3 separate regions of the Mus musculus genome follow, and regions 2 and 3 are each linked to region 1. A link is a loop called in an ENCODE intact Hi-C map of the cell type or tissue named here. Cell type or tissue: heart. All regions are shown on one strand. Each heading gives the region's core, and the rest is flanking DNA. Links, peaks and the distances in the headings are about the cores only.

The links. Peaks named below come from ENCODE experiments on the same cell type or tissue, not always from the same donor. Only the 100,000 strongest peaks of a DNase experiment are listed, where the experiment ranks them.
Region 2: it touches region 1 in a loop (5-fold over the local background); 14 of 42 quality-filtered maps call a loop at or near these places.
Region 3: it touches region 1 in a loop (2.7-fold over the local background); 6 of 42 quality-filtered maps call a loop at or near these places.

The regions. Positions count from the first base shown.
Region 1 is chr6:89,626,861-89,637,424 of GRCm38, forward strand. No RefSeq gene overlaps it. Among named protein-coding and RNA genes, the nearest start is that of Txnrd3, 12 kb to the right of the region's middle. In heart, for the core only: CTCF peaks have their summits at 5,408 (motif pointing left) and 5,618; DNase peaks (open chromatin) are centred at 5,301 and 7,651; H3K27me3 peaks cover 1,399 bases.
Region 2 is chr6:89,550,771-89,561,334 of GRCm38, forward strand. All of the region lies in intron 4 of Chchd6 (coiled-coil-helix-coiled-coil-helix domain containing 6), which reads right to left. Among named protein-coding and RNA genes, the nearest start is that of Chchd6, 40 kb to the right of the region's middle. In heart, for the core only: a CTCF peak has its summit at 6,063; DNase peaks (open chromatin) are centred at 2,721, 5,401 and 6,001; H3K27ac peaks cover 1,624 bases; H3K27me3 peaks cover 307 bases.
Region 3 is chr6:89,333,409-89,343,972 of GRCm38, forward strand. Plxna1 (plexin A1) reads right to left here. Exons shown (of 32, transcript NM_008881.2): 4 at 10,561-10,564; 5 at 9,543-9,643; 6 at 9,177-9,300; 7 at 8,921-9,074; 8 at 8,441-8,540; 9 at 7,115-7,229; 10 at 3,743-3,943; 11 at 1,989-2,085; 12 at 1,720-1,913; 13 at 1,446-1,597; 14 at 1,243-1,363; 15 at 868-1,004. Among named protein-coding and RNA genes, the nearest start is that of Gm40415, 23 kb to the right of the region's middle. In heart, for the core only: a CTCF peak has its summit at 6,175; DNase peaks (open chromatin) are centred at 3,702, 4,403, 5,513 and 6,263; H3K27ac peaks cover 1,569 bases.

The DNA of each region.
Region 1 (10,564 bases), core at 1,666-9,665:
GCTCCTTTCATGCCTGAAAGGTCTTTATTCTGAGTGATAATGGGCTTTATAATGGGCCGAGTCTGTAATTACAGGTTCCAAGTGATTTTCACTCTGAACTCTGAGGATACTGCCCTGAGGATCCTGTCAGTCCCAGAACTCACACCTTCTTGTGCTGGAGAGAATTGCTTTTATGATTTCTTGGGCAATAATTTTCTTCCTTCTGTCTGCTCTCTCTTTCTAGAACTCAGTGTCCTGATATTTTCCATTTTTCTCTCGCCTATGCTCTTTCCCTCCCTTTCAGACATGGGACCTCAATATGTTACCCAGGTTGGCATCAAACACATGAGCTCATGTGACCATCCTTATTCAGCCTCCTGAGCCCTGGGATTACAGGCATGTGCTGGCCCTTTCTGATTACTAGGTCGTTTGCTGTGGCCCTTGAATAGAGCCCGTAGCTTCACACATGCTGGGTAAGCACTCTGCCATTGACTCAGCAGCCCCCCACCCCCGTGTTTTTGTTTCTTCATACTTTTTTAAAAAGAAAAAAAGATTTCTGTGTATGAGTGTTTTGCCTGCATATATGTATGTGTGTATGCGCCTAGCCTGGTACCTGCAAAGACCAGAAGACATAAGATTCCCTAGAACTGGAATTACAGATGGTTGTGAGCCACCATGCGGATGCCAGGAACCAAGAGCAGTCAGTGCTGGTAACCACTGAGCCATCTCTCCAGTGCCTCCATTTTTTTTTTTTTAATGTTCTGTTCTGGCATAATTCCTCAGCAAATTGTCAAGTCACCATCTTGATCCCTGGCTGTATTCGTTCCACTTCTCCATCTGCCTGATAAGCCATTTTCCTAGTTAAGGAATCAAGATTTTTCTATTTGTATTTTTATGAAGTCAGTATCCTTGGGCAGCGTTCTGCAGACATTCGTTATTTGAATTCAAGATTCCTGTTCTTTATATTAGGTCTGATTCCTGAGCAACACGTCCCTGTTGACTGACTCTGGCGGCTGTTCCACAGTGGCACTAGAAAGACTAATGCTCAGATTCTTAAACCAGCTCATAGATTTGCAAACAGATCTGAGCAGCTAGCAGCACCTATAGCTTTGCATGCTGAGCAGAGGTTCCCGCAGGACTGTGTCTAAGCGCTGTAACCCTACCACACTTCTTCCAACCCTCCTCTACTTCCCTGTTCCAGCACTTCTGGACAGGTTGGCTTGGTAAGACTTGGAGGGTGAGTAGATCCTTAGGAATCGAAGCAAAGTGGAGGTATCTTTTCTGGTGGAAGGCAGAGGAAGAGGAGAGAGTCAAGATGTGTCAGAATCTGTAGGATGTGAGACTCAGAGACTCTGGGTTAAGTCAGGAAATGAAATCAGTTGCGCAATGCAGAAGTGGTTGAAAGGGAAAGCAAGGCTGGTAAAGAACTGATAGGGACCATGGTGAGTGTGGTGACTGGCAGAGAGTCATCCCTAGACAGTGTTATTGTGCTAACCTTGCGGAACCATGGGGTCTATGCATCAGTAAGTGGGACTGGACCAGACACAGAAGCCTACTTTTCAGACTTCCCAGTCCTCTTCATTTTGCTTTTGGCAAGAAAAGCCCTGATTGTCCAGCTGTCAGAAGGAAAGGAGGGAGGGGGGAAGAAAAAGAAGAAAGCCTCCAGTCATCTTGTGTTCCAGTGACCTGGTGAGTGCAGGGCTATCAAAACCCCACGGAGCTTATACATGAAGCAACCTCGAGCTCTTCCTCTGCACTCAGCCTCCACATCTCTGGAACTCAGATTTTCAGTCTTGCAGGCTATAAACATCTTGCTCACAAGACCTGAGGAACTCTCCCTCGCTCCTGGCTGCTAAGTTCCCCCGGAGCCCAGAACATCCTTCATTCTAACTTGACAAAAGCGCTGTGCTTTGAGGCCTGTTTTATAGGTTTTCTGTGCTACAGGTTTGCGGTCCGTTACCGTCATCTGTCAGAGTTATAAAGCAGCACTGTGCTCACTTTCCTGTTGGTTGATTTTATTTAGACACTAATTCCTATAGCTGTTTAAAAAGAAGAAAAAGGATGAGAGCAGGCAAGGAACACATTGCAGTCTCTCAGCAAATTCTCCTTACCTGTTCCATACATCACGTCTCAGGACAAGAAGCACAAATAACTCAAGAAATACGCATAAACAACGCCACCGGTCTTTAATAACAGACAATTAGTGGTCTCCTAAGTTGCTCTCAATTTCTGGCTGTCTCTAGATACTGGCTCCTGAGGAAGGCAGTTCCAGGGCCAGTAACTATCACTCTATGTCTTTAGCAGTAGACAGGACTTTGGCCACGGAGGTACTGAATAAATTCTTGTGGGCAGAATGATTCCTGCAAGTAAGAACCAGACCTGAGAGGCCAACGTGCTGAGCCAGGTTGATGGAGCCATTTTTCAGGGGATGGGAGGAGAAGAGAAGGAGGCAGGCTGCAAAGGAACCATGAGTAATCTTGCTTAGGTCTGCAGCCAGCTTTGTCCCTTCGAGGCTGTGTCCCTGAGACAGTCATCTCTATAAAATGAGACAGGTATGCTTCGCTCTGTCACAGCCTGAAAGCTGCTTGGGCAGAAGCAAGAGGGACATAACCTCAAAGACACTGTTGGTCTCTTGGTGTCTTTTTTATTCACTGTGTAAAATTGATACATCTGTGTAGCCATTTACACAAGTCTGTTCACTGGATATGTAATCATTTACATATAATTTCCCAGTCCCAGCCTTAGCCTCTATTACATTCTAGAATCTACTTCAGACCCCAAACTTGAAGCATTTACTCCTTGAAGCAAAATCTCTTGTCTTTTCTGCTACTCAGACTCAGTGAAGGATATTGATTTTTAAAATAAATCTATTGCTTTTTAAAGATATATTTATTGTTTTTGCCTGTGTACCACATGTGTGCAGTGCTAACGGAGGCCCGAAGAAGGTATTGGATCCCTTGGAACTGGAGTTACAGGAGGGGATGAACTACCTAATGTAGGTGCTGGGAACTGAACCCGAGTCCTCTGAAGAACCACAAGCACCCTTAACCTCTGAGCCATCTCTCCAGCCCCTATTTAAAATTTTATTATCTATTTATTATTTTATTCAGTGTTACATGAAGCCATCTTCTCACAAGTATATATGCACTTTGAGCATACCCCCACCCCCTGACTCTCCCCTTCCTCCCTCTCCCATCAGCCCCCTTTCTTCATGTTGACAGTTTCATGTCTATTCTCACATGTGATTTTACGTGTTTGTAGATTTCATGTGTGGAACTCACCAGTGTAGGGAACACTTGATGTTTGTCCTTTTGAGACGGAGTTAATCTGCTTTAAGCGATAGTGTCCAGCTGCATCCACTTTCCTACACTGTTTGGCTGAGGAAAACTCCACTGTGTGTTTACGCCCACATTTTCTGTGTCCACTCCTTTGTTGATGGAGCCTGAGGTCCGTTCCATAGCTCAGCTGTGTGTCATCTGCTCTTTTTCCTGTGGCCTCTCTGTAGGTAGCTCTTCTGTGCAGCTTGGATGGACACACCCACCAATAGTGGCAGCATGCAGACAGAAGAGGGAGCTGAGGCAGAAGCCATGCAAACAGCATCCCTCAGGTTGCTAGGATCACCAGCCTTTCCACTATTGTATTTCATTTGAACTAGGGCAGGGTCTGTGAGCTGGAAAGGGTCCCATATTGTCCCCCAATGCCCTGCAGGTGACACACCTGTAAAGTGACCCTACTCTGCCATGAGCATTTGGTTAGAGCAACACTGTGAGTATCGGTAAAGTGCTGTTAATAGCAACGGTAGGACTTAATCTAAGCACCACTTTTAATGTTTATTTTTTAACATAAGTGAGCTAAGATGTCGTGGGGGTGGGCAGCTGTTAGACCTTTTCCATGTTCTTGGCTTCCTGTAGTGGAGAACTCTGGGCCTGCAGACTCTCCAGACTGCCTCTAAGTCAGTCCCATTGCTTTGAAGTCTCCACAGCTACTGGCTGCTGGAGCTTGGCTCAGAAGGCACTGGCCCCAGCCCACTGCTTCCATAGTTCCAGGAGACCTTTCTGCCATCCCAAGCTCTGGTGATCTCTAACAGGCTGATGGGGAGCACTCCCTAGCAGCTCAGCCGAAGGCATGTGATGGCTGTGCATTGGTCCCTTGCTACTCCCTTTCTGGGCAGTATGAGCAGGTAGTTGATCTCGCTTTTGGAGTCAGCTTGGAGACAGTTTCCTGTCTGGTGTTGAGACCCCCTAAAGGTCTTTTCTTCCTTACTTATGATGTTTATCATTAGCAGACCTGGTTAGGGAGAGCCTATAGAATGAGAAAGTGACCCAAGAGACTTGGGAGCCAGAAGGCCAGGGAGGGAAGGCTGAAGGCAAGAAATCTCAGGCCCCATTCATTGGAAGATCCAAGGGAGCTACCAAGTCTTAAGGGCTGAAGGTCCTGGCATCTTGGTCCAGGAGGTGCGGGGCAGAGGGTTTCACCGCTCAAGGCCCCTAGCAGCAGTGCTTGCTGGTGCCAATCATCAGTGTTGGAAGCTAAGTGTCAAGAACCAGTGCTGGGGGTTAAGGCCCAGGGCCTGTAGCCTACATACCTGGAGCCCCAAGTCTCTACCGCAGCCTGGAGCATCTGGGCCCCTGTTCTCAGGGCTTGAGTTACAGCCTCTGGCTCTGCCAACCCAGCTCCCATGTTTCTGATGCTCAATGGGGGGAGCACCTCACCTGCTCAGATTCCTATCAGAGGAGAGGGACGCCACCAGCTGACCATCAGCACAGTCGTCTGTCTCCTGCCCTTTTCCTGTCTTCTTTCATGGTGTCCCTCTTTAGAGTCTTTCCTCACTCCTATTTCTGCCTTCAAGTTGGCCACTCAACACCAAATTCACAACTTCTTTGAGCCTCAGTTTCCTTGCCTGCTCAATAAGAGTGAGCACAGCAGCTCAGAGAGAAGTAGAGTTTCAATAAGTTCACTCATAAGTGCTAAGTGCTGAGCGCCCTAAAGCCAAGGTGACCACTCCAGGAATATCCTTCCAGCTGTTTACCCAGCAGCAGCATGGGTGGGTCTCAGCAGCCCAGCCAGGACGGCTTTTAAGAGCTGCCTCTTTCATTTCATCCCCCTTGCAGGCTCCAACCTCTGTAGTTCACAGGGCTTGCTTACCTACCCCAGTAACCCATGTCACCCTCCCCACTGTATTCTAGAGGCAGTCAAGACTCAAAGAGGTGGAGTCAAGCGAACTGGAACACAGCTCCCCAGGGAGCTGCTGTGGCTGCCGGCACTGACCACGCCTGGGTGGTGGTTGTTACTGGATTAAAGGCACCTGGCCACTTCCCTGTCGCGTGCTGAAGCCAGCAGGCAGCCAGCCTCACAAGTATCCTTCTAACAGGGGCACCTTGCTATTTTGTCTGCGTCATAAGAAGCTTTGGCGCCACCAAGTGGTTATCTAGAGAACAGTATCTTGGTACTGCAGTTTTGAGATCAACCTGAGGGGTGGCATCTCTGTCTAGCCTACAAATCCTGGTTCCCAAAGCTCATCCCTGCCTGGCTGCTCACTAGAAGTGGAAATGAGCTTTCTGAGGAAGCTTCACAGTGCACTGAATCCACACTATATCCCTCTGTTGATGCTAGGCCCCGTGTCCAGCAATGAGGAAGCAGAGAGAGACCATGGGGGTATGGCAGAGAAGGATCTGTCTGCCAGAAATGCAGAAGTGAAGCCCTGTGGACTTCCAAGTGAGGTCAGCTGAATTATGTAGTGACTTTTAAGTGCCAGGAGCTAATCAAAGTCATCCATGCTGTCTCCTTGCTCTTATTGGCTATGGTTGATACAAATCCTGAATGTCAGGCTTGCAGCCTTTCCTGTCCAGTCCTGTTATTATCAGCAATAATAACATTTGATGTGGCACAGGGATTGAACTCAGAGCCTTGAAGATGCTAAGCAAGCAATCTGCCACTGAGCTACAGCCCAGCCATTAAAAGTCGTTCCCAACACCTGAGTTACCAACCTTTTCTATGAATTCTTGTCTATATGCACGACCCAAGCCAGGCTCCGCAGAAATACCAGGGGTTGTCATAGAACGGGCACACCCCATGCCACTCAGATTCTCTATCTCTGAGCCTGTCTACCCTTTCCTGTTCCAAGCCTCAGATAACCCACATAGCCCTCAGGCTTCTAGGAAAAAACTCAGGCTCAGGATCCAAAGCTGTTTTCTCCCCTGAAGGCTCTTGGTACTTGTACAGATTTGCCATGGCCTTCTTCCTGGCTTTGTTTGTTAAGGACACTGGATAGGCAGGCATTTCCAGACCAAAGACCACAAGCTTCTCTTTGCACCCTTTCTCAAAACAGCAGGGCTGAGATACCCTCATTTATACAACTTAAGGGGACTCCAGCAATAATAAGGCAAATCTGTTCCAAGGTGACTTAAGGTCTCCTTTCATAGACAGGGGAGCAGCTGGCACCATTCTGCGTTTCCGCTTGAGTAGGCACTTCCATTACCCTCTGCACCTCTGTGGCTGGTTTCTGGAAGGATCGACTTCAGCAGGAAAGGAAGGGCAGGGGCTCCTTCTCCCCAGGAGAGTCTCAGTCTGAACGCTCTGACTCCCATGCATCACGGCTGGAGGGTGTCTTCTCCGACAGTGCTCTGCTCCAGTGGGCGATGAACTGGAGTTAGTCTGGAGGCATCTGTTAGCTCAGGGGAGCCTCGCTGGAACCACCCAAAGGCCTCTCTGCATGTGGAACATAACGGCGTAAACAGCGTAAAATGGTCCGTGTACACCTAAGTCCTGCGGGGATAGGAGAGCAGAGCTCTCACGGAGGATGAGGGAGGGACACTTTGTGCTACCTTACAAAGAAAAAAAAAGAAGGAAACAAAAGAAATGTTGTCCATAGCAGAATGAATGCAAAAGTAGCCCCAATTTTGCTGCCCTCCCTATACCTATGTCCCCAAGCACTGTAACCATGTAGCAACTCCCAGGACACTCCATGGCATGTCTCCTACCACTTGGATAGACCTGAGTTGGTCTTGGGACATAGTGTGGGGAACAGAACGTGGCAGAAGTAATAAAGTCAAATAAAATAGAGGCCTCAAAAAACTCTGCATGCTTTCTTTCTCTTGGGTCTCTGGACTGGACTGGTAGGGCAAGAGGACACCTGGATTCAAGAGAGTCACTCCAGCTGTCCTGACTGAGCCTCCAGACACGTTAGAGCCCATCTGAGCACAAACATCCCACATGACTGCTCCACACTGGTGCTGTTGATACACAAGACCGCCACAGATTCTGGCTAAGCAGAAGCACCAGGTACTCAGAAGTGATGCTGCATGGTGGATACCCAATGTCACCAATGCTTGGTGATGCAGCGATGGCTAACCAGCATACCTGTTGTATCCTTCCACTACTGGACTTAAGTTCATCCAGTTGCAAAGCTGGCTCTCTGGTTGTTTCCCTGTCTTCTGGAGCCATCTGCTATCCAGGAGTCTCTGTGGACCTGGAGAGTCAGCACAGGGTGCATTCACCTTGGGAGACCCACTAAATCAAGAAGAGGCAGCTGTGAAAATGGGCAGAGGTTGGGATTCAGCCCCTGTGACTTCTTCTTGACTGTCATCTAAGGGCCTCCATTCATATTTCCCCAGGGGTGGCCTGCAGCTTCTCCCTAGAGGCCATCCTCCAGGAACAGCTCGCTACTGTGCTGATAAGCAGCCTCAACAGACTTCCTGGGAAATGTATGCATGGTCACACTGAGTACTGTTTCTGAGAATGTCTCTGTTTTGCTCTCAACATTGGCTTGCTCTCGGTGTCTATGTTTAGAACTATGGCCGCTCAGGGATTTGGGGGCAGTGCTCTGATTTCTTCTAGCTCGCAGTTAGGGAGTGTGCGCAGTGGAGGGCGTGGCTCTGCCTCTCACACGCTTTAGAAGGTTGTAGGAGGGTTCTGCTCTCCCTGACAGGCTGAGATTTTGTGCTGAAATGACTTGAGTCGTCTTTGCCCCTTGTGGTAGGGCCCCATTTAAGCTGAAGGCCTGGGGCTTGGGGTATAGCTCAGAGTTAGGGAATTTGTTTTACGTGTACAAAGTGATGCATGCTTTTGATTCCAGAACTGTGAGGATAAAGCAGGAAAACCTGAACCCCATTGCAAGCTCTAGACCAAGCTGAACTATATTTAAAAACAAAACAAAACAAAACAAAACAAAACAAAAACCGAGGGGCTGGAGAGAGGAGAGATGGCTCATCAGTTGAGAGTACTTGCTCTTGCAGAGGACCCAGGTTCATAACCATCTTTAACTCTGGCCCCAGGGGATCTGATGCCTTTTTCTGGCTTCTGTCTGTACCAGACATGCAAGTGGTACACAGACATACATACAAGCAAAACACTCGTACATATGAAGTTTTTAAAAACTAGCTTTAAAAAGGCAATTGTTAAAAATGAAGGCCTGCGTATTTTTAATCTCTGCAAACTGTTCTGTCTCTGGGGCTCCCTTAGAGAACTTGGCTCTGGACTGATTGTTCTTCCTTTCTTACTTTCCTGTTTTCTTTCTTTGTGTGTGTGTGTGTGTGTGTGTGTGTGTGTGTGTGTGTGTTTTAACCTTATTATATTAGGGTACATATTAGGCCTGTTTAAATTTTTAAAACTTTATTTTCTGTATATGAGTGTTTTGCCTACATACATGTATGCTTATCATGTGTGTGCCTGGTGCTATCAGAGGCCAGAAGAAGGCATGGGATCCCCTGGGACTCGGACAAGATTGTGAGCCATTAAGTGAGTGCTGGAACCAAACCTGGGACCTCTGCAGGAAACGTACACTTACCTGCTGAGCTATCTTTACAGATCGGAGAAATTTTCTTAGACAAAGACATATATGCATACACACACACACACACACACACACACACACACACACACTAGAAGCATACATTTACTTCTTTCCCAAACATTACAGTATTTACAAAGACATAGAAATGTGCTGAAATGACTTGAATCATCTTTGCCCCTTTGACAGTAGTACTCCAAACTTTTTGGGTTTTATTAATCACTTATTTTTCTTGTTTCCTTACTGTTTTCTAAAGATTGAAGATATAATTCTCATATCTCATGGCTCATGGCTTACAATGTGCAATTAAATAGACTTCCTTATATTCAATGAGTTTTGGACCAATCAAGAAAATCAACTCTCAAGTACCTTTATTATGCATTAAAAATCCCTTGTAACCCACTGCTCGAATCCCCAGCACCCCCACATCACGTGACTCCTCCTTTTGCTGGCCTCTGGCAACCCCCATCTGCATGTGCACAGAGTATTCTTGGCTCTATAGTCTGATTTTAATATATTTCTTTTCAACTAATTAAGAATTACAAGGGATAAGAGGAGATTAATTAGGCCATATCCATCCTAAGAGGCATATACAGAAGAAAAGGACAGTCACTAGGAAGGAAGGGAAGGGAACATGGTTACAGTTTACAGCTTCGGAGTGCCTCAAAGGCCAGGTCCTGCAGGCTCATTCCTCCGCCTATAGTGTTAACGAGGGACAGCAAAACCTTTAGGAGGTGGGACCTGGTGAGAAGAAGTTAAATCATCGGAGACATACACATGGAGGGGATTTTAGGACCCTTGGCCCTTTCCCTTGTCTGTTGGCTTCATTTCATCTTAGATTTTTAAATTCAAATTCTATTTATAGTCTTTAAAATCAGTGTGACCACATTTGAAAAAAAAAAGTATTTACTTTTTGTCATAGCTGTGATCAAATATCCAGCAAAAGCAACATACAGAAGGAAGGAAGGAAGGAAGGAAGGAAGGAAGGAAGGAAGGAAGGGAGGAAGGAAGGAAGGAAGGAAAGGTTCCTTTTGGCTCACAGTTGAGGGTGTAACCCATCACAGCTGGAAGGAGTGGGAGGCAGCTGCTCATATCGTGCTAACAGTCAGGAAAGCAGAAGACATGCAGGCTGGTGCTCAACTCACTGTCTCCATTTTGTTCAGTCCAGGACCATGAAAGAGCAATTCCCACAGTGGAGGTGGGTCATCCCACCCTGGTTAACCTGATCTAGAAGCCTCCTCGTAGACATGCTCAGAGGATTGTCTCCCACTCAACTCTAGGTCCTGTGAGGCTGACGACACTCACCATCAAGGTTATAGTTCTTTGCTTCCTTCTGGTATTTTAAAGGCTCATACGGACAGCTGGACTGATGCTCGCCACACACGGGTGGTGGTTTGCATTTTTCCGGAGTTGGGATGACCCTTGACTCACAGTTGTGCTTGTCCTTGACACTCCTATGCACCGAACGAGTCTGAATGAGAGACACTAGCAAACACGTGCTGTTGCCAGTGGGTGTTTATGTTATCGAAGAAAACAAGCTATCAATGCAACAGGAGAAATGGGGAGGGGGTGTTGTGCACACAAAATGATTGTTAGGAACAAATAAACAGCCATGTGGATTCCTTCAGTAACGTGGAAACCGTGACAAGCAGACAGCTCTGGTAGAAACGGTTCAGCAGATGGTGTTGGCTTTTTGTGTCTAGAACCAACAGAACACCTGAAACAATTGACTTCACAGGGGAGATGTTTATTTTGGCTCATGGTGCCTGAGGTGCTCCATCCTTGTGCCGTGAGACC
Region 2 (10,564 bases), core at 1,692-9,691, 76 kb before region 1:
TCTGCATCTAATGAGACAGTTGTGCCTACCTGTCAAGCCTAAATAATCAAGCTGCCAAAAACGGAGCTACAATGACTCAAATGCAGACACCCTGCAGAATCCCTGGGGAGTGCACACCCACAGGGTTTCAGGAGCAAGGGAAAGATACTTCCAGATACCAGTTGTGCACTGCAGTGTCAGAAGTTACTGACCCTCCAGATAGGGTACCAAGTCAGGACTCAGGAGCCTGCAGACACAGGTTATCTTCACCTCCCTCTTGAGACTGGCAAGATGAATACCACTCTGATGCTCTATGGCTGTCACCTCCTTCCCTTGGAGACACAGATCTGCTGCCTGCAGCCAGGGAAGCTGCTGTGGAGAACCCTACCCTCCATCCCCGGAAGCTGCTCTCTTCCCCATTCCTGGTCAGAACTACCTATGCTGATACCTCTCACAGTGCTTGGCAGAGCCAGGAAAGCTGGCCTTTCTTTAGGACATTTTCTGCACATAATTAGGAAAGTCTCTCAGATTCTCTTTACAATCTTTCTTCTCCAGGATTTCTGAGTATGATAGCTAGCAACCTCTTCTGAGCAAAACACCAAACCCAAGTAGACTGGCAGGGGCCTTGCTTTCTCATGGTAGCCATCTCCTCTATTGCTGGCCAGCTTCTTAATACGGGCACTACTCTGAGGCTCAGGTGAAGGTGTCTAACATTTCATCTCTGGGGTTCGTTCCATATCTAAAGTGGCTACAAATGGAATGTATTTGGAGGTACATTATCCCTAAGGAAAGACCCTGGGGCTCCTGGCAGCATCACACAGGCAGAAATCAATCTCTTTGTAAACCAATTAGAGGTAGCACACATGCTTTTCACTTTGCAGTGGAGCAGTTAAACAGTCTGCTTTGGAAGGAAACATCAGGAAGAATGTTCCTGGATAACTTTACCTCCTCTCTCCCCAGTTTGCTAAGTCTCAGCACCTTAGCAACAGCTTTGCCATGAGGGAGTGTCCAGGCAAGCACAGAAGTATACAGTCCTGAGAGCTGAACCATGGCTAGCTTTAGGCATCTTCCCCTAGAGAGGGAGTTCTACTTCTTCTTTGGCGACTCTGTAACACAACGAACCAGAACTCTAATTGCTAGGATGATTTATGGACTGATATGCATATTAAGTCCCTTCCTTTTTCTACCTGTATTCTAGAAACTGTACACAGAACGTTGGGGGTATCAGCACTGCTGTGGACAAAGGAATGTGCTTCTCTTCCACCTGGAACTTACATAGCCACACCACTTTCAAGGCGGTATTCTCCCCCATAAAGGCTAAGCAGCAGAGTCCTTCCTCCCTAACCCTGAGGAATGACAGTCACTATGGCAAGCACCTTGTGAGTAACACCAACTTTCAGTGAGCTGGGAATGTATGTATGCTGTGCCCTTGAGACCACTGTAGTACAAGAGCTTGCAAGACAGGAGGACAAAACCCAGAGCTCTCTTTTCACCCACTACTACCTAAAGGACAGTCATGAAGGCTCTGAGCAACTACTAGGAAGCAACAAAGGCATTAAGGCCAAAACAGGTGGGGGCAGCTGATCAGTGTCTTGGAGTGGCTGCCAAGAAACCGAGAAGAATATGGCTAGGACCAGCTCTCTGAGAAAGACATCCCTACAGAGACCTTCCATATTTACATGAGACCCCACCCTGCTGTGGAGTTGGCAGCAACCAATTCAGGGCAAGCCAGAGCTATGGTAGGCATGCAGGCCAGCTACAGCATGCTCATAGGAATGTCACAGATGATCTTGCCATGTCATCCTCCTGGAGACTCTCCAGAAGGACACAGAAGAATAGGACTCTTGCCACTAGACCCTGGCTTCTTCAGAGAAATGAGCAGCAGTGGCTGTACTGGGAGCCAGCATTAGGATCCTTTAACCTAATGGCTATTCACCACAGTTCAAGTCACCGCTAGGTTAGCTGAGTTCCCTCCATGTCTTCTCCGGGCCTTGAAAAAAAAATCTCCCTTGCTGCCAAAACTGGCAGTCCATCCGCCTACAAGAAAGTCAGAATCTGCTTGTTTTGTGCAAAGACGCCAAGAAAAGGCGCTTGAAGGATGTCACCAGCTCTTAGAGAAGATGGTGCAAGGAACCCTCTGTCTCCTAACCATCTGTCTGAGGACAAAGTCCACAGAGCCACCCTTAATCCCACCCTAATTTGAGGCATTAGGCTATGAGCAGCCTGGACTACACAGCCTGAGAAAACAGTAACCTATGGTTGATAAGGGAATGACCCAGACCATCCCTCCTCAAACCTCAGCATTTCTCACCCTGCCCCCCCATCTAAGCCCAACTGTGCCTCTATTGCTCTGGACTCAAGCCAAGCTGCCACCAGCAACATCCTCGGAAAGAAGCAAACCACAGCAAGAAGAGGGAGCCCATCCTCCAGCCAGTGCATTACAGGGGCTGGAAGATCTCCTTCTCTGATTCTCAGGGGCACCACTTGGTCTCTTGAACTGCAGCAAGCCTAGGGCAGCCACAACAGGAGAGTAGAGTTAGCAAAATCAAAGGCTAGGAGAGAGGTGGAGAGTCTGCCAGAAGAAAAGGCATCTCTGGCTTCCTAACCAGGTTCAGTGTCTCTAGAATCAGCAGTTACAGACCCACTAAAAGGCATTTGGGCAAGAGGACCCTTGCTCTCCATCCCACTGGGTCTTTTGCAGCATTTCAATCGTCCCCACCAACAAGTGGCCCAGGACTGCCACCTAGTGGACTCTGCTCAATAAGCACGACAGAGAGGGGCCAGACCCGAGAGAGGTTGGGGGTGGATGTACAGCAGTGTGACCTCATTCCCAAGATTCAGTGGGATTCTCCCAAGCTGTGCAATAAGCCAAACTTTTGAGAAAACAGTTACCCAGGAGTCAGAGTGAAAAGCAGAAAGAAGTCAGTTTATGAGTCTGTCCTCCTTCCCAACTTTTCCCAAGAGCAGACAGCAGCTTCCCTGCTCACACCTGCCCTATGGCAGTACAGGAAAGGAAATTCATGGAGTAGGCACACCAATTCCAAATGCCCTTCTATGCTGCTCCTTCCAGAGATTTCAGGACATGAACTTCTTAGAAAATACTTTCCATGGCCATAGGAAGTGGCTCACTGTGGACACAAGAGGTGCTCCCGAGAGGAAGATAGGAACCCAGATCGAGTATGTCTGGTAAAGGGTTGCACAGACCTAGTATACGTCAATGTCCGGGGCCCCTCTGCCTCCCTTTGCTTCCTAGCCAGGATGAGATGAGCAACTTAGCTTTGCCATGTCCTTCCACCTGCCTCCTCACTGCCAGAAATATAGCCAGCTATGAGCAGAGAGTTCTGAAACCATGAGCCCAAGCAAGCGGTACCTCCCTTTCAACTGTATCTCTCAAGTATTCGTCACCGTGGCCAGCACAGTTCCTAATGGCTCCTAGAGAACAGAAGCCACACAGAGTTCAGAACAAGATGAATGTGGGAGTCACTGAGGGTGGGGCAGTGAGGAGGCAACAGCAGAGAGTGAGAATTTCCATCTGTCCCCAACAGCCATGCCTCCCTCCTCCACTGTGACAGAGCTTCAGCTTGACGACAGTTAGACACAATTCCTAAACAGCTTATAGCTGAGAGAGGCCACAGGACCGTCCAGCCAACAGGACATGTCTAGAAATGGTGTGCTCAGTTCTGTTCTTGCTTTTAAACTGGCCGTGATCTCACCAGGCCCCCCTCCCCATCAGGGAGAGCTGGAGCAACCACCTGGAAGCCACACATGCTGAGGCTGGAAACCCTACGAGCCCAGACCACCGAGCTATGGAAAAGGGTGCTGGGTCTTTCTACTTGTGTCACTCACTGTGCTGCTGGGCTCCCAGTCAATATCCTGCCTATCTACTCAGTCCTCCAAGACAATCAGTGTCCTGTCTGATCATCACAACTTTCCCTGGGATGGTGGTGAGCCTCCCACTGATCTTGCCTCCTCCACTCTGAGCCCTCCTCCACCTTGATAAAGACCTACCATAAGCTCCCTCCTATCTCCAACCCTGACTGTCCCCTCTGCTTGAGAAATCTTGTGACTTGAGGACTCCCTTGCTTGCCCCTTTTAAGTCACAGCTTTCTCAGCTTATGACCCCAGGCTTGTCAACGAGTTCTCCTCCTCTGACCTTGACTGCAGTGCTGCCGCTCCTCATCCTCAGACCTCTCCCCCTCCTCCCTCAGTCTAAGTCCTACTGACCCTCAGGCTTGGTCCAAGTGTCAGTTTCTCAGAGAAGCCTCTTGCACACCTCAACCTACATTAGGTCCTTATTGCTACTCTCACTAAGCATTGTCCACCTCACTAGCATCTCTCTTAGCTCAGTTTGTAGCTCAAGAGTGTTTGCTTGTTTGATGTCTGCTTTTCCAAGGGGAGTCTAGGCCACAGCAGAGCAGGTTCTATGTCAATAATGCATGTCCAACACACTAAGACAACAAAGCCCAGATAGACAGCTGCAGCAGAGGAAATAACAGAAATCCATGTGAGGACAGTGAAACTCAATGGACAGATTTGTTGGAAAGATCATAGAGACATCTGAGGAGGCATTCATGGAAGTAGAAGCCAAACTGTCTGAGAAGTGAGATCACAGCTTTACCACCGCACCTCCACCACCCTCCGTGATAAAGGGACAGGAAGAGGAGGGAGGAACCTAGAAGGGCTGCTTAGGAAAGGCTATCGTCTTCAGAAAGGGTACTAAGTATAAAGAATGGGGCTCTGGGGAGGAGGAAGCGACTAGGTCCAGGATCCAACCCAGGTCACTTGAAGGCAAGGTACCTCAGAAGCAAAGACTTAGAAGCTAGGAAGGGGCTAGGGAAAGGTGTGTGTGGCTGGTGTGGCAGAGAGTCTTTGCAATGGGATGCCAGGAAAGGTGATCTTTCTAGACTCTCAAGGTCTCTCACAACCCTCAGGAGCTAGGCCCAGGTGTGGAGGAGCATCTAACTGAAACACCCAGGCTGAACAGTCATATGTGGCAGGCCTAGAGGATAAAACAACATGCAGAAGCAGTTCTCAACACAAACTTGTCAGACAGGAGAAATGCTCAAGGTTAGAACCATTGCAGGCCTTGGAGAAAGCCAGAAAGGAAGTTGGTGGGGCAAGAAGGAGAAAGTGAACACAGTTTCTGACTTGAGATGCAGTCCAGAAAAAGACGCCCCTAGAATGTAGGAAGGCTCAGTGATGGATCTGGAAAGAGAATCAGGAATGCTGTTGTAGAGCCCCCCTGCTGTCCTGGCTATCAGGACCCAGGGGTCACTGTTGTTGAGGGTTTGTCATCCTGTTATCTTCTGTCACAGTAAGAATGGGGGGATCTGTCCCACAGATATCAGCAGTCTAGCAGGCCAACTGGCTCCCATGCAGTACACCCAGAACTGTGAGTCCTGGCTCTGGTCAGAAGGGCTGACACATCACCCCAGCACTTGAAGAGAAATAGGAGGTAAGCAAAGGGGAGAAAGCAAAGAGTTTGGAAGACTGAGTGTGCCTGGGAAAGGAAGCAGCCTGCAGGCCCAAAACCACTGTGTATATTTGGGAAGTCGGGGACCTGAGCAGGAACCCTGGGTCAAACAGCTCAGACAGGGTGCAGGCTTTCCTGCCATCCCTGGCCACCTTGTGTGACCACCACAGGGATGCTATACCTGTGAACAGCCAAGGCCCCTGGGCAACGGAGTGTCACCCTGTAACAGTGGATTAAATAAACTTGTGAGGCAGCAAAGCCAGCTCTCCTGAGGGAGGATTAGGGAGGCACTGTGTTGAATGAAGAAAGGCTAAGAAAGGAAAGAAGGAAGCCTGCCACATCCCAGCTGCCGAGTTAACAGTCTTGCTCGTTTCTCATCAAAAACCTCTTCGGCAGAGGTTAAGCACACAATGGCCATAGAGAGCACTGGCCTGGTGTGGCTGCTTGAAATTCCATCCACGCATTGCCGAGTTGTATTTCTATTAATGTCCAGTGTGTGTCAGAGCAGAGATAAGGGCCGACATCATGTCCAACCAGTCAGCTAGAGAATGGGCCCATGTTCAACACTGCCTGACATTGGATGCCTGTGAATGGAGGCCCCATTGCCCGTGTATGCTTTAGCACTGGCTGTCATCACCACAGTGTGGCAGTATCAAAGAGAGCAGCTCAAGGCCAGGTTCAGGCAACCCATTCCACACACCATGAAAGAGGTGCAGACAGGTTAGCTGGGAAGAGGAGTAGGCAGGGCCCAGGAGACCCAGGGGCAGGAATAGGGAGGCAACCCAGCCCTGGATGGTCCTTCCCAAGTGAAAGGACAATATACAGTCACAGAAGCCTGCACTACACCACTAACACTCCCAGGGCATTTCAACCCAAAAGCATTAGATCTTTGTCTCTTGCTATCCTCAACATTGTCCCCCCCCCCTCCCTCAGGTTCCAGCCAAGGGCACCACAGAAGAATGGCAGGGAAGTCCTACTGGGATGTGGCACTGAGAGGAGGGCTGAAGAGGGCAGGGCAATGCAACTGCCAGAGGATGCAGAGGTACCCAGGAAACAGCACCCACAACCTCCTTCCTTAGTCAGCTTCACATGGGTCCATGGCTAACAACTCTCAAGTCCTAGTGTCCAGATGGATGAAACCAAGAGTGTCAAGAACCAAAAGATGAGCCTCCTCTCCAAGTGCTCCAAGATTGAGTTGGGAGCACCAAAGAGAAGTGGATAGTTCTGAGAGAACACAAGGCCATAGGAGAGGGGATGAAATGGGAGGCAAAAATACTCCATTGTCCTAAAGCAGTCGTCATTCTGCCACTGGAGTGCTCTGTGCCTGCCCCTTCCTTGCTATATTAAAACAACATGACCTGCCTAAATTCTCTTGTCCCCTTTTAGTCACCTGCTGGTCTTCTCTGCATTTTTGAGGAGGTTGGGCTCCATGCTAAGAATTCACTGACCACTTCACCTGACAAAGCAGAGCGCAAGGGATGCTTAGAGTCTGGCATTCAGGGCGGAGGCACCCTGGTGACTGCAGGAGAAGTGTGCCACGTGACCAGAAAGAAAGCTGAATCTCAGAGGCAGAACAACAGGCACAGGTCACAACACATGTCACAGCAATAGTACCTTCAGTCTTCAAGTCAGAGTCCAAAGGTCAGCTACTTCTAAGCTGCCACGCTGTAGAAGGTGATTATCACCAGTCACCAGATTATCACTTCTTGAATGACACAACCCCAATGTCTTGGTGTCAGAAAGTCCTATGCCCAGCTAAAATGACTTACTATCCCAACCTTCCTTTCAGCCAGAGATGTTCATGTGTCAGTTCTGCCAGAGACTTCCTGGATCTTTTCAATAGAAAGTAGTAAAGCTTCATTAGGAAATGGGCTTTAGGGCCTTTCTTCTTTCTGAACTAGAAAATGATGTGACAGCCACTCTACATCCAGGAGGAGAGGTACAGTGAGGATCAGAAAGAGACTACACCCCTTCTGACACACTAACCTACCACATCTGCCTGGACTATCTGCTCCTGGGTATCTGAAGCACAAGATCAACATGCCCTACTCTTTAAGCCACTAACAAATGGGCTTCTATGACAGCACAACCTCTCTGTATTTGGTGCACAGGTTAGTATATCAAAACACAAGATGGTGGCATGGTCCAGCCACTGAGTGGACACAACACAGATGAGAATCTAAGATCTTAAGGCTCCTGTTCAATTGGTTGGTAAGATTAGCAACCTTTTTCAATTCTTTGCCTTCCCAGTAGCCAGCAGTGGCATCTACCCAAGGGGCAAACAGTTTGCTTAAGCAATAAGGCAAAGGTGGCATTATGCACAGTCACAGGGACATTCATACCCAGACCTACCAGCCTCTCAGAAGCAGCACAGATGTGAACACAGGCTCTTCCACCAAGCAACGAAAGCATAAACAGCCACGATAACAGGAGCAGCAACATGCAAGGTAAGTGATGCCCACCACAGAAGAGGGCAGAATGGTCACCTGGGTGTGTGTATCTCTCTCTCTCTCTCTCTCTCTCTCTCTCACTCACTCACTTCACACAGGCAAGAGGGTGATCTAGTGCTGAAGCCAGCTGTCCCACAAGCTTGGGCTTATGCATGGCACCAAAAGCTCTGCTCAAAACACAGCCCAGAGTACCAGCTGGGTCTGGCCTTCCACAAGTCAGAATGTTGTGGAAAGTGAAGAAGGGCATTCCCTACCACTCTGACACCCCTATAGTTGGCAGCTAGTAGCTCACTTCCTTGGAAACCCACTGGATATACAGAGGCAGAGGGCTTGACTGCAACTGTCAGCCTGGTTGGTCTTCAAGAAACTGAAGAGAAAATGCTTAAGAGTTGTCTCCAGGTCCCAGCCTCAGCTGTCAGCCTGCTCATTTGTGCCTAGTGCTAACATAAATTTTCATAGACTTGCAATCTGCTAATTAAAAGTAACGACATTGAGAATGGAACCACAATCAGCCACTTGCCTAACAAAGTTCGCACTAATGAGGACTTGCTGCTTCTGTGGGCACACAGTGGAGGGCACTGAGGTGCCCCCAGACAGCTCTATGAGGCCATGCTGAAGGTGTCTAAAACCCTGTGATAGGGGCCAGGCTTGAAGCCCACCCCAAATCCTTACTATTTCATTGGAATACAATGTGCACACTTATGCTACTGAGAAATGGGGCTTCCACTGAATGTGACTCTGAGCAGGCCACAGAGCAACAGCTTTCTTAAACAGGTCCTCAGGATCCCTGCCTCATCCTGGGGAGACTATTGCCCAACTCTGCCTTTCCTCTACAGAACAACTCAGGCCACCTTATCTACACCAACTCCTGTCCTAACACTTACCCTACCCTCACTACCTTGATCTCACACTACACCTCATGGGCCTCTACCAAGGGACCACTAGCTGCCTGGAGGCTGATAGCATGGATGTCATTACCACACCTTGATTCAGGTGAGAAATGAGCTTCCCAGGAGAGAAGCTGAAACTTCCACCTGCAGGCCTATTGGGCCTGCCTAAGGACATACCCAAGTGACCTATATCAGTAAGAGGACCAGCAATAATATCTCATGTGCCCCAAAATAGCTTGCAAAGGGTCCTTTTAGTTCTGGTACTAGCCTCCCACATGGCCTGGGTGGCAGGTGCTGCTCAGGGTCAAGGGATTCACCTGGGATTACCAACATCAATAATTTTCTGACTGCAGCAAATTCCTGATAGTTATTTCCTACAAGGCTAATAAGCTCAGGGTACCTGCACCCCTTCCCTAGAGACAGCTGATTACCTTCCCAAGCTACCATGAGCTAGAGAAAGAGCACTGCCCTGTATTATTTTACAGATGACGTCCAGGCAAAGAAATATACAGAAAAATAGAAAAAGGTGGCTTGTTATTAAAAAGAAAAATACCCAATAGAACTGTTAAGTAGAAACAAGAGTTTTGGACTAAACTCAAGTATGGACCATGCTAAAAAGAAAATGGAGTCATTCAAGCTAAAGTTCCTTGCTGTCAAGCTGAAAGTAAGCTGTTTATCCAACCTTCCCAGAAATAGGATTAGAAAGAGAACAGCGAAGCTTACACACAGACCAATATGAATCAGTCTGACCACAAAACTCCAAATCCTTACACAAAACACAGCACTCTCAAGTGATCTATCTGTCCTGTCTCCCTGTCCTCACCTTAGAAAGAAATGGCTGGCATAGTGCAGCCAGTCTCCTTTTTGAGTCTGTTTCTACTGCCTTCAGAAAATCTTTCTAGTCAGACTGCTCAGACCCCCTCTACAGCCATCAGAATACTAGTCTACTTCATGGAACACATACAGTGTTGCTCAGTTCTAGACTGAAAATAAAGCCAAGTATGCTCTTTCAACCAGTGTTAGAATTTGGTCATCTGACAGAGCCAAATTTAGAAATGACCAAGGTGTAAGAACTATAGCATCTTCTGGATGCCTGTGCTCCAGATGTGCAGAAAAGGGGAGCACAGTATATGTTGGAGGGGGGACGCACAGAAAAGGGTGGCAGTATATTTAATGGAGGAACACTTTTTGCACTATATAAAATGGCAAGAGAAGCAAACTGGAGTGAAAGGGGAGTTGGGGCTGTCCCCACACAGATCACTGCTTTGTCTCCAGAGAGACAATAAATACTCACTGAAAATAAGACCTGGGCTCAGACACCAGCCAACACAAAATCCTCCCACTACAAAACTGAGGCCACCCAACTCCAAGTTTCTTTACAGATAAAAAGACTAAGGCTATAGAGATGGCTTTGTGGTGAAGAACACTCCCTACTCGATTAGGTTCAGAATTTAGATCCCAGCACCCATATCAGGTGGCTCACAAATGCCTGTAACTCTAGATCCAAGAGCTCTGATATCCTTTTATGACCTCTGCAGGTTTCTGTGAGCACACACGCACACACACACAAGTTCTTCATTTTCAATTTCTCCCTCTCTCCCTCTTCCCCTCTCTCCCTCTCTCCCTCTTCCCCTCTCTCCCTCTCTCCCTCTCTTGCTCTTGCTCCCCCCACCACACACACACACACACACACACACACACACACACACACACAAATAAGTTTTTGTTTGTTTGTTTGTTTGTTTAAATCAAAAGATTGAAAAGACTGGAGC
Region 3 (10,564 bases), core at 1,650-9,649, 290 kb before region 1:
TAATGCAGATGGATGAAATGGATCCTGCCTACTGATGCTGGCTATTTGGGAGACCCTGGCTAAGCCTGTCTTCTAACAAGTATCAGCCAGCCGTCCCAGTCTACCCTGCCAGACTTGGGATAAAGACACCTTGCAGATGACAGGCTACTGCTCTGGAGGTCAAAGAGACTAAATTACAGGCCTGACCCTTCCCACCTGTCAGCACTGCCTTCCTCAGACCCCTGAGTATAGAGTCCCATTACTACCTACCAAGTGCTTTGAACAAACCAGCTCCCTTTTCCCTACTGTACACACACCTGGAAAAGACCCTGCACCTAGCAACAGTAAGCTGGCCTGGGGCATGGGGTCACAGGTCACCTTCACTAGCAGTCAGCAAGGCAATACCTGCTCTGAGGCCCTGTCCCTTGGCTATGTCACTGCAGCCTGGAGGCCTCATAGCCTCCAGACTACAAACACCAATGATTAGTTTGATAATGGGTAATTACCACAGGAAAATATTTAAAGGGCCTTTCCATTATCATCCTTAATCTAAAATTATCTGCTTCAAGTCTCAAGGCTTTTGTTAAGATGTCTGTTTTCTCTATTAAACTTTTTAAAAATACTTTTTATTTTGCTTGTAAGATAGATGTCCCCCTCTTCTTAGGAGGAGCTACTGGAGCCAATATAGGCAGTACCCTCTGAGGCCAGGCCACACCCCCTTTCTACTCTGGAGGCTGGCCCCCTATCTCCATGGCAACCTCTCCTGCCTCTAGGTTTCCATAGTGATCACCCCAACCAGGTTTTCCATACCCGTTGCCCAGGCAACAGGAGGGGACAGCAGAGCCAGGAGGGAAAGCCCTGTGTCCCCTGACTCCTCTCACCCCATACCAGGAGAAGGAGCAGGGCCGACCGCCAATGGACACAGCTACATCACTGCCAGCATTCAGATGGCTCCCTTCGATGCCAATCCAGGTACCTCCAGACAGAGGCCCACGGGAGGGGCTCACACGGTAGAAGGTCGGTGTCTGCAGGAAGATGACTTGTTAGAGGGAATTCCCTCTTAGGTGCATCCTCTAGCATCTGTGTTCTCACACAGGCAGCTCTGGGGGCACGGGTAACCATTCCCTTGTAGCTGGGCTCAGCCTAGGTATGGGCAACGGGGGCAGTGCCCTATACTAGAGATGAGTCCAGGCCTACTTCTGCAGTATCCTTAACTACTTTCTGGGGGCAGCAGGAAGCAGAGGGCAGTGGGGTGGGGCTTACCACAAAAGTGAAGCGTTTAGGGGACAGCGCTCGGTAGTGGAGGGAGCAGTCCCGCACACACACCTCCACCAGGGCATCATGGGCCCGCAGCGTGCTGGCATCTCCAATCTCGCAGACAATCCTGTGGGTACGGTGGGGCTCAGCACTTCAAAAAAGCTCCCCCGGCCACTGAGGCCCTCACCACCCAGCCTAGTCTGCCTTACTGTTCTGCGCTGATGTACTCGCTCTCCACAGGGCTGCAAAGCACCTTGCCCACGTGCACGCCTAGCCGCACATCCTCAAACCGGAGGCCCAGATTCTCACCGGTGATGGTTAGTCGAGTCCCTCCCTGCCGAGGGCCTGTCTCTGGGGACAGCTGCAGGAAGGCAGAGGCTGGGGCGGACATAGCAAGGTCTACCGTGCAGGGTGGGAGGAGATACTGGGTGGGCTTACAAGGGTGGGGCTGCCTAGGTGTTGGACTGGGTCTCTAGCTCCTACCTTGAGAATCTTGGGGTCTGTGCAGCGGCTGCTGCCATGGTGGGCATGCATCCAGGAGGCTGGTGAGTCAGCTGGGCAGTGGTGACGAAGGGAACAGCGGCGCTCAGCTACGCACCAGCCGCACTCAAAGCGTGGGTCTGCCTTGAGGCAGAGGCCACAACTCTGGCGCAAGGCTGGGCACTTGTAGAGGTGGGCTATGATGGTGGGAAGGTTAGTCAGCATGGACCATCCACCATCCACCCACCCAGGCCACCAGCCCCGCTACTCACCCTGGATGTTCTGGGGGTTGTCAATGACAAAGTTGCCATTCCACACAACCGACAGGTTCACAGGCAGATCGCTGACATCATTCCCCTCATAGGAGTACTGTTGGAAGCAGGCACAGTGGTCATGCTTAGGGTGGTGGTCCACCACCCCGTGCTACATGCAAGGTCATTGGTGCCTGTGGGGGCCCCTCAACATCTCTGAAACTGACTACTGAATGGGCTTGCCTACATGCAAGCTGGACTAGAACACATACAGTTCTTCTGGTCATCTTTCCACACATGGCTTCTTTTCTAGCTCCATGGCCCTGTTCCCTCCTGCCAAGTTCTATCTCCTACAGCCATGAAGAAACCACATCAACTGCCAGTCTCCATGTGTTATCCTCCAAGGCTGTCTCAGACACTACTTTTAAGAGCAGGGCCGTCCTGCCTGAGAGGAGGTGCAGTCAGCTGTCTGGGAGAGTAGGCTAGCTGAGCCCAAGAGCATCAGGAAAGCTCTGTGAACATGAGTCTTTGTCTTCTGAGTTGGCCAGGACTTCTGAGGTGTGTGGTATTTGTGATCCCACGGCCTCAGCATAGGTCAGAAGAGCACTGGTGGTCCTGGGGAGTAAGTGCTGTTCCCACCTCTCCCCAGGCTACCTTGCACTTAGGGTACAGCCCCTCTCAAGGGCTGGGCCTAGGCTTAGTTGCCTCCCACTTTCTGCAGCTGATGACCTCAGCTCTGTACTGTGTTTGGGCCCAGGCCTGCAGCTTGGCATCTCAAAGGGGTGGCCCAGCAATTCATCACTATTTTATCTCGAGGAATTTAATTGGATCCTATCAAATTTCCTGATACCCTTCCTTCCCTTTAAACACTGCTGAAGGAAAGATAAATGGGGGTCTGCAGAGAAGAGGACAACAGAGACAGGGATGGAGAGACACAGGAAGCAGAAGCAAGAAAAAGGGGTGATAAGAGTCAGAGGGGAGGGAGGGTGGGGGGTGCAGGTTATGTGAGGAGCCAGTAAGAGAAGGATGGGAAGTGAAAGAGGTTGAGTACAGCCTTCCCTATTTGGTAGAAAGCTGTCTACTCTGACCCCAACTCCTACCCTGCAGGATATTCCTGTCAGCCAAGGGCTGCTGGAACCAGGGGCGAGGACAACTGAAGTCTTGCCAACAACCCGGTGTATACAACTCTAATAATCTGGGCCTAAGCCTGTTCCAAAAAATTCATTGTCCTCCTGACTATACACTTCCTGGATGGGGAAAATGAGGCCTGCCAGTAGTCAGGAGCCAAAGGAGAGCTCAAGCCTGAGCTCAGGTGTCCCGTGCACATCCTGGAAGGGTTTGTTCTCTAAAGAACTCTCTGCTCTAGGAAAGTCCTCGGTACCAGACTGCTAAACTCAGTGGAAACTTTGGGAACGTCACTGTGAGATAGAAGATTTCCACCATGGGTTTTCCCTACCCACCCAGCAAGGCTACCTGCTGATCTTCAGACGGCCATGGTGTGGGTAGCCTTCCTTTATGGCCAAAGGACACAAAACCAGGCTTTGGTCGCTTTACCTGGCTGTTTCACTTAAGAACCTGATAGTGCAGCCCCACCACCATCCCACTCAGCTACACCACCCATACTCACCCAAGGACTCAGTGTTGGCCAGGAAGCCAACAGAGCCCTCAGATCTTGGCCTTTCTTTGCTAACAAACCAGGTCTGGGACCAAGCGGGCAATGACCCACTCCAAAGTATGGAGCGCCCCACCTGCCCGCCCGACTGCTATTCTCTCACCGAGGAGTTCTGGCACTGCAGGCTGGAGCTGTTGAAGCGCAGTGCAGTGACTCGGGCCGGGCTGCCTGGGATGTGGAAAAGGCACTCGTACCCTCGCTGACCCGACTGTGGCTGCGGCAGGTTCCGTGCAGCCAGGGTGATGGGCTTCACCACACCCACTGGCACATAGATGTGGGTAGAAGGCAGGATCTGTGGGCAGTCCTGAGGACAGCAAAGCACTGGCTGAGCTGGGTCTGATGGCAGCAAGAGGTGCAAGTTCCACTGCAGCCCAGGCTATGGGGACTCACAAAGCCCAGGTTCCCTGTGTCACTCTGAATGTGGGCACCGCAAAGACAGTGGTCTTCAGGTCCTGCTCCAACCAGGATGTGGCTGCACGGGGCTAGCCTTTTACTCTTGCCATATTCTAGGCCCTCACTATTCACTCTCGTGGCCACAGGTACCCCATCTGGCCCATAGCTGCAAAGACTTGAAGCAGGAGCCAAAAACAGGGTGCTGGGGTAGCAGGCTCTCAGCTGGGGGCCCGTGGAGTGTAAAAATAGCCTGGGCCCTGTAGAAAAACAGCAGGGTTCCCCAGGGCCAGGGTTTCAGCAACAATAACTGATGCAACGCCCGGCTTGCTTGCAGCATGGCTGGCAGCAGCCTCAGGAGGAGGCGACCCGTGGGAGCGTGTGGAGCAGCTTTAAATAGGGACGCTGAAAACAGGCCTGATCCCTGGGGACTGGCTTGGCTCCCAAGATGTAGGCCCAGGATCTGCTCTGCAGAGCCCAAAGAGCCTGACCTCTGACCCAGCCTCTCACGGTTTGACCCTAGAAGATCTGGACAGGCGCAGTGGGCAAGACTGTGGGATGGCCCTGTGTTCACTGGCCACCAGCCCCAACTCAGGTGGCAGCCCTGGAGAAGACACTGGTATGCAGGGCCACATCCACATTGCTGTCTTCCATACCATCTGAGGAGCACTTGGAGACTATACCCCAAGACTCAGGCTGTGATGGGACCTAGCTGAGAGAACAGCAACAACTTAGTGTCAGCCTCCCCTAAGCCTCCAACGGCCCCTGTGAGCTGAGCTTACCATCCACCTAGTATAGCATACCAGGCCCAGAGCCCAGCATTGCTCACTGACCCCTGTAATACCCTTGGGTGACTGCAGCAGACTGAGGGCAGACATGGCTGAATGGAGCCTAGCAAATCCTCCTGCCTGCTCCACTAACCCAACACTGTCTTCCCAGCTCAGTCCAGCAGCCACATCCTGGATGGAAGACCTGCTTGGGCCTCCGGTGTAGCTTCCACCTCACCTAGCCTCCTGTATCCTATCCAAGCCCAGCAGCACATCTTCTAATTATAGATTCTAGAACTCATAGGCCAGGCTGAGTGGGACCCTTGGGGCACACAGGGTCAAGCTGAATTAATCCCACCAGACACTTATACCTCAGACCCTGCTAAGAGGAGGTCACAGAGTCTTTGGGGTCTATTGGTTCAGGGATCAGCAGCCCTGAAAGGTCTAACTATTTCCTTGTTTCTCAGCAGCCCAAGGCATGCCTGGGAGACACTGCAAACACTGTGGAGTGGAACCAGTGTCCCTGCCTAAGGGCTCCTGATTATGCCTTCACTCCAGGACCAACCTGGAAGTAGTCAAGACAAGGGGATGTTTTCGGACTCTGGTCAGCTCCTAGTCATCTGACCCACAGCCCTCTCCCTCATGCAGACAAGTCTACTTCCCTAGTGGGAACTCAAGGTCATCCTAGGGCTTAGCGAGGGAGAGAAGCCAAGAGTAAGATCCACCAGACCACTGGGAAGGCCACTCTCCACCCCTACAGCAAGGTCAGAATGTGGAACTACTAGGACATGCCAGGTTCCCGGACTGTCAGCGTGAGCTCTGATGACCAGGTTTCTGTGAGGTTCCTTCTAGGGCCTAGCACCCCATGCCGGCTGCCTATCTCACGACCTGTTCCGCAAGCCCCCGAGTACAGGGTGGCAAGGTGAGCGCTTACAGGTCTTTCTGCATCTTCGAGCCAGTATTCTGGGCACAGAAAAGGATCTTGGGTTAGAACGTCTGAATCTGCATGAGGTCCCCCAGAGCCAGAGGCAGGGAGATGGGGTGTGCTGCCTGCCACTGTATATGCTATGTCTATTGCTATATAACACTGGTGACCTTCCATACAAAGCTGCAACTAAAGAAGAGTATGCACACATGGGATCAACTCGTTCTCCAAAAGTCCCTTCCCTGACGCTAGCCCTGTGCAGACAAACCAGGCTCTATGCTGCCCATCCCACCCAGAATACTATGGCTGCTTGGGTATGAGAACCTGAGTAGGTTACCACTCCAGGGGGAGTCCTCTGTTAATAAAACTTCCTAGAGGCGATGGGCTACTCAGAGCAGGATTAGAGGGACACCAGAGAAGAAACCTGGACTGCCTTGGCTTCAGGAACCACCAACAGGGGTCTCCCCTGCCTTCTACTAGCATACTGCTGTCTCCAGGGCACTGCACAGGCCTCTGGAAGTGGCCTCAGGCCAGCCCTGGCCAGGTCCCAAGGCCCCTGACTTGGCTCCTTACTTCCTACCCTAGATACTGTGATCCAGTTCTCCAACTGCTACCCTCCTAGAAACACCCCCTCACCCCCACTGTGTCCCGGCTCCACCCACTGTCACAGCTCCCCTCACCATTAGGTTCAGGGTCTTGTATTTTACTGCCACCTTGTCTAGTAGACATGAGACCAGGAAGCAGCAGAATGGTGGGAGGGTATAGGAAGGAGGGACAGAGGAGGGCAGCTCATGGGGCCCCACTCACATATGACCTTCTGCCAAGTTTTTCAGATAAGTCCAGTCTGGCTGCAGCTCCCACAGACCCAAGTAACAGAATTCACGGCTTCCCCTTCCCAAACTCAGCATAGTATTCATAATGAAATGAATGGGTCCTGACTTAGGTCCTGCTCCACACCAACATGGACCCTAGGACCCTGTCCCCACTTCCCATCCTGTATGCCCAGGATGTCATAGGTTCCAGGAGAAGTGGCTTTCCACTCATACAGTCAGACACAGCAGCAATTACCATGTGGAGCTTCAGAAACCCCCACAGCACCACTGGTAACTTCCCTCCCTGTCTGGGAAAAGAACTATTATGAAACGTGCTGCTCAGGCTGCCCTGGCACAAGCTATTACAGGGCCTCTGTCTCCTAAGGACTACAAAGGACACCCATGGCCACCAGCAAATGGTCCCAGTTTGGCCTCAGGCTATGACATTCAGGAAGATGTCTCCACCTTAGTCACACCTCATAGTATACAACTGGCACCCTAGGCACCCATGGGTATTGTTGGGTGATACCCTGAGGCTCACTGGTACTTCTGAAGCCTTCAGGCTACTTATCCAGCCTTACCTCAGACATGTTGACTCGGCCTTCCAGAAAGGCGCAGTCAGCCGCATTGTTGGTGCAAACATGGCGGTATTTGCACCAATGGCAGGGGAAGGAGCCGTTGACACATGCCAGGCAGCTGCAGGGAGAAATGAGACAGTTAGGCCTAGGGAGTTTCAGCTTGTGCTTCCACCACGAGGACCTAATGTGCTGCTTCTCCTTGAAGTGTCGTCACCTCAGGGCCTTTGCAATGGCTGCCCCTGGCTGAGAGAAGGTCACCAGACCTGCTGCCTGCTGCCCAGGCCTCATTGAGAATGGTCTTACCTCCTCTGACTCTCTTCCTCTTCAACCCAGTACTAGTCACTACAGTGACCCCTGGTCCCCATGACAGAACCAGACTGTACTTGCAAGTACACCAGAAGCATGTGTCACACGCTCCACTTCAATGGGCTCAGGCTGGTGCACGTGGGGAGTGGCTCCCTTAACTGCTCAGATCTCAGTCCTCCTCCGCCTGTCCTATCCAAACCTGTTCTACTTAGGTAGGAGCTGTTCAGTGTGCATCTCATAATCCTGGGGGCTTGCAAAGAGACAGCCTCATGGCCTCCAGAATACACCTCCCTGCCCTATAGGACAGCCCTACCAGTTCTGGTCACCTTGCTCCTGAAGACAGCTCCAAGAAAACTGTGGAGTGTCTCAATAAATGAAAGCAAGATTGAAAAGCCAGCCAACCCCATGTCCTAGGCCAAGCCTGATATGATTGTCTCTGAAATCCCCACCCTTGCCCTGGTCTTCTAAGGACCCTCTCTTGACCAGTAATGAACCTTAATATGTCCCCAGCTTCCTTATATCTGAAGCTAGGCGCTCACAGCTAAGATGGGAAGAAGCAAACAATGTTGCCCCTGCCCAACTCCCTGTGCCACCCAGAAGCCCCAAGAACCAAGCAGAAGCCAATGCCTAGGTGTCCTACTGTGCAGCAACTATTTCCAGGCCCAGAATCAGCACACACTGAGTTGTCATGTCTGGGTTTCACAATGGCCCAGATCAATGTCTCCCTTGGAGGCCCTGGTCCCACTCTGCTGGCCAGCAGGGCTTCTCATAGGTCATATCTCTCCCACCCAGTTCCTAAAACAGCTCTCCACAGGTGCTGCAATACCAGCCACAGCCTCCTTCCATGATGCCCTCAGGGCCTTGCCCAGATAGCTCTTCAACTGGCAGGCTGCTTTTGTGGGGGTCTCTTATCCTGTCTGCTTGACTGGATGTCAGCTGCAGGAGAGCAGGCCTGCAAAGAAGTGTTTGCAGCAAGACCACAGGGATGCGAGTGCAGCAAGGGCAGGATCTAGGGACACTCACGACTGGTGAACACTGCAGTTATAGAAGACAAAGTCCACAGATGCAAACTTCTTCCCTGTCTCCTTGGACTTGAGGTAGAGCTTCACCACCCGCTGGTCTCCTGCAGAACATGAAGGCTAAGCCATCAGGGCCAGAGACCACAGGACCTGGCACTCACAGAGAAAGCCCAGATATAAACCAACACATCACTCCTCTAGCCTGGGCCCCAGGTAGCTGATGCCCCATCCTTAACTGGCCAGTAAGGAATCAGAACACAGATCCCTCATGAAGGTTGAGCTAAATGGGCTACTTGCCAAGTAAAATGGACCTTAGCAGGCAGAAAGGCATGTGCTCAAACCAGCACCAGGCTTTCCTCCCACGCAGCACAGACATTCCCCAGCTCCACTCTGATCCCTTCTGAAGCTTCGTCTGGCTCCACACACCTCCTGCTTTTGACTCTCCTCCTAACCTGCAACTGCTGAGCAGGAAGAACCCACTCACCCTGACCCTGTGTGATGGGCGCCACTTCCCGGGCAGAAGGTGAGTGGCAATGGATGCGGCCATCTTCCAGGATGCTCTCAGTCTCCGTGAAGTCCTCAAAGGAGCAGTTGACACCAGCTGAGAGGTCAGGCACATTCCAAGCCTGCAGCACGAGCTGGCCATGGCAGAAGGAATGGGTAAGTGCTTACCTGCCCCACTTACCTCCCCCCCCACCCCCAACTGCTCCCTCCCAGCCATCTCCAACAGCCACACTCACCGGCACCTGGGACATGGTGACTGACACATTGCGCGGCTGGACAGTTAACTGCACACACTGCAGCAGGTCAGAGGCAAAACGCTGGGGCTCTTCTGCCCGCTCACAGGCATCCTGCCTAGAGCAGCTGCAGGAAGAACATGCCTAGGTTGGGTTTATAGGTCCAGAGTCTCCAGGGCCACTGGAGAGGGGTCCCTGGGCCGAGGGCATGGATTCCTTTGCCCCCACCTGTTAACACTCCCATCACTTGTCAGTGGGGTCAAATGAGACCTAGGGCAGCTATGACTATCTGAGATACACACAGCAGGCCTCCAGGGGCCACTAGGCCAAATGTCACCCACCTCTTCAAGCCAGACCTCCCAGACTCACATGCTGTGCAGGACACACCAGCCACAGTGGGGGTCCCGAGACCCCAGGCACAGCTCACAGGAAGTATACTGGACACAGCTTTCCACAGGCACCTGCGTCACCTGGGGAAGGATCACAGTGAGAGGCCTAGCTAGACCCATCCATCCCAGGTTCCCAGCCCATCCCGAAGAGCTCAGTGTACTCAAAAGCCAGGCCAAGTGGGTCAATAGGGACAAGAGTTCCAAGGCAGGCAGCTAGCTGGGACCTACAGTTGGGACCACACTTTGTCTCCCACCTGTCTGGACTCCTTTATGGCCTGGACTACTGAGGAATGGAGACTTGTCAGCTTGGTGAAGGAAGGCTGGGGCCAGCCCAGTGGTGCAGAGGAGCAGGCCAACTCTGGGTCTCCCCAGTTCTCAGGACCCACCCCAGAGGCAGAACCAAGAAGGATTGCAGAGGAGAAGCAAGAGCTGATGTTCTGCCTGCTCCCTTCCAACTACTACCTGCCCATCTGCCATAGGGATGCCAGTTTACATAGAAAGGAGGAACAGGCAACAAGCTGGTAAAGCTGGGCACATAAGAATACCTTGAAGACCTAAGCAAGCCAGGCTGGCCAGGTCTCGCCAAGGACAAAGCCACAACCCACTGTAGACAGCCAGAGCCTGAGCCAGAGAAGCCCAGCCCAGCGTCCCAGTTCAATCCTCCAAAGGCACCTGTGCTTGGACAGTGCAGTCACCCAAGTACCAACTTCCAGGGCTAGAGGTCACAGGGAGAGAACGAGGGCCTTCCATGAGGCCCTGGGGAGTCTGAGGCTACATGGATAACATGGAACCCTCATAACCACACCTCTTAGCAGGCCCACTCATCTGTCTGTAGAGTGTCATGTCAGGTATTAGAGCCAACAGGACACCTCCATGGGGGAAAGCAGCCTCTTGACTCCAGGCAAGCCATTCCTCAGGTTCCTTTGACTGGGATCTCTGACTGGGGATCCCACCCCAGTCACCCTAAAAGCTCATGCCAATCAGCCAGCAGCACCCACCTGC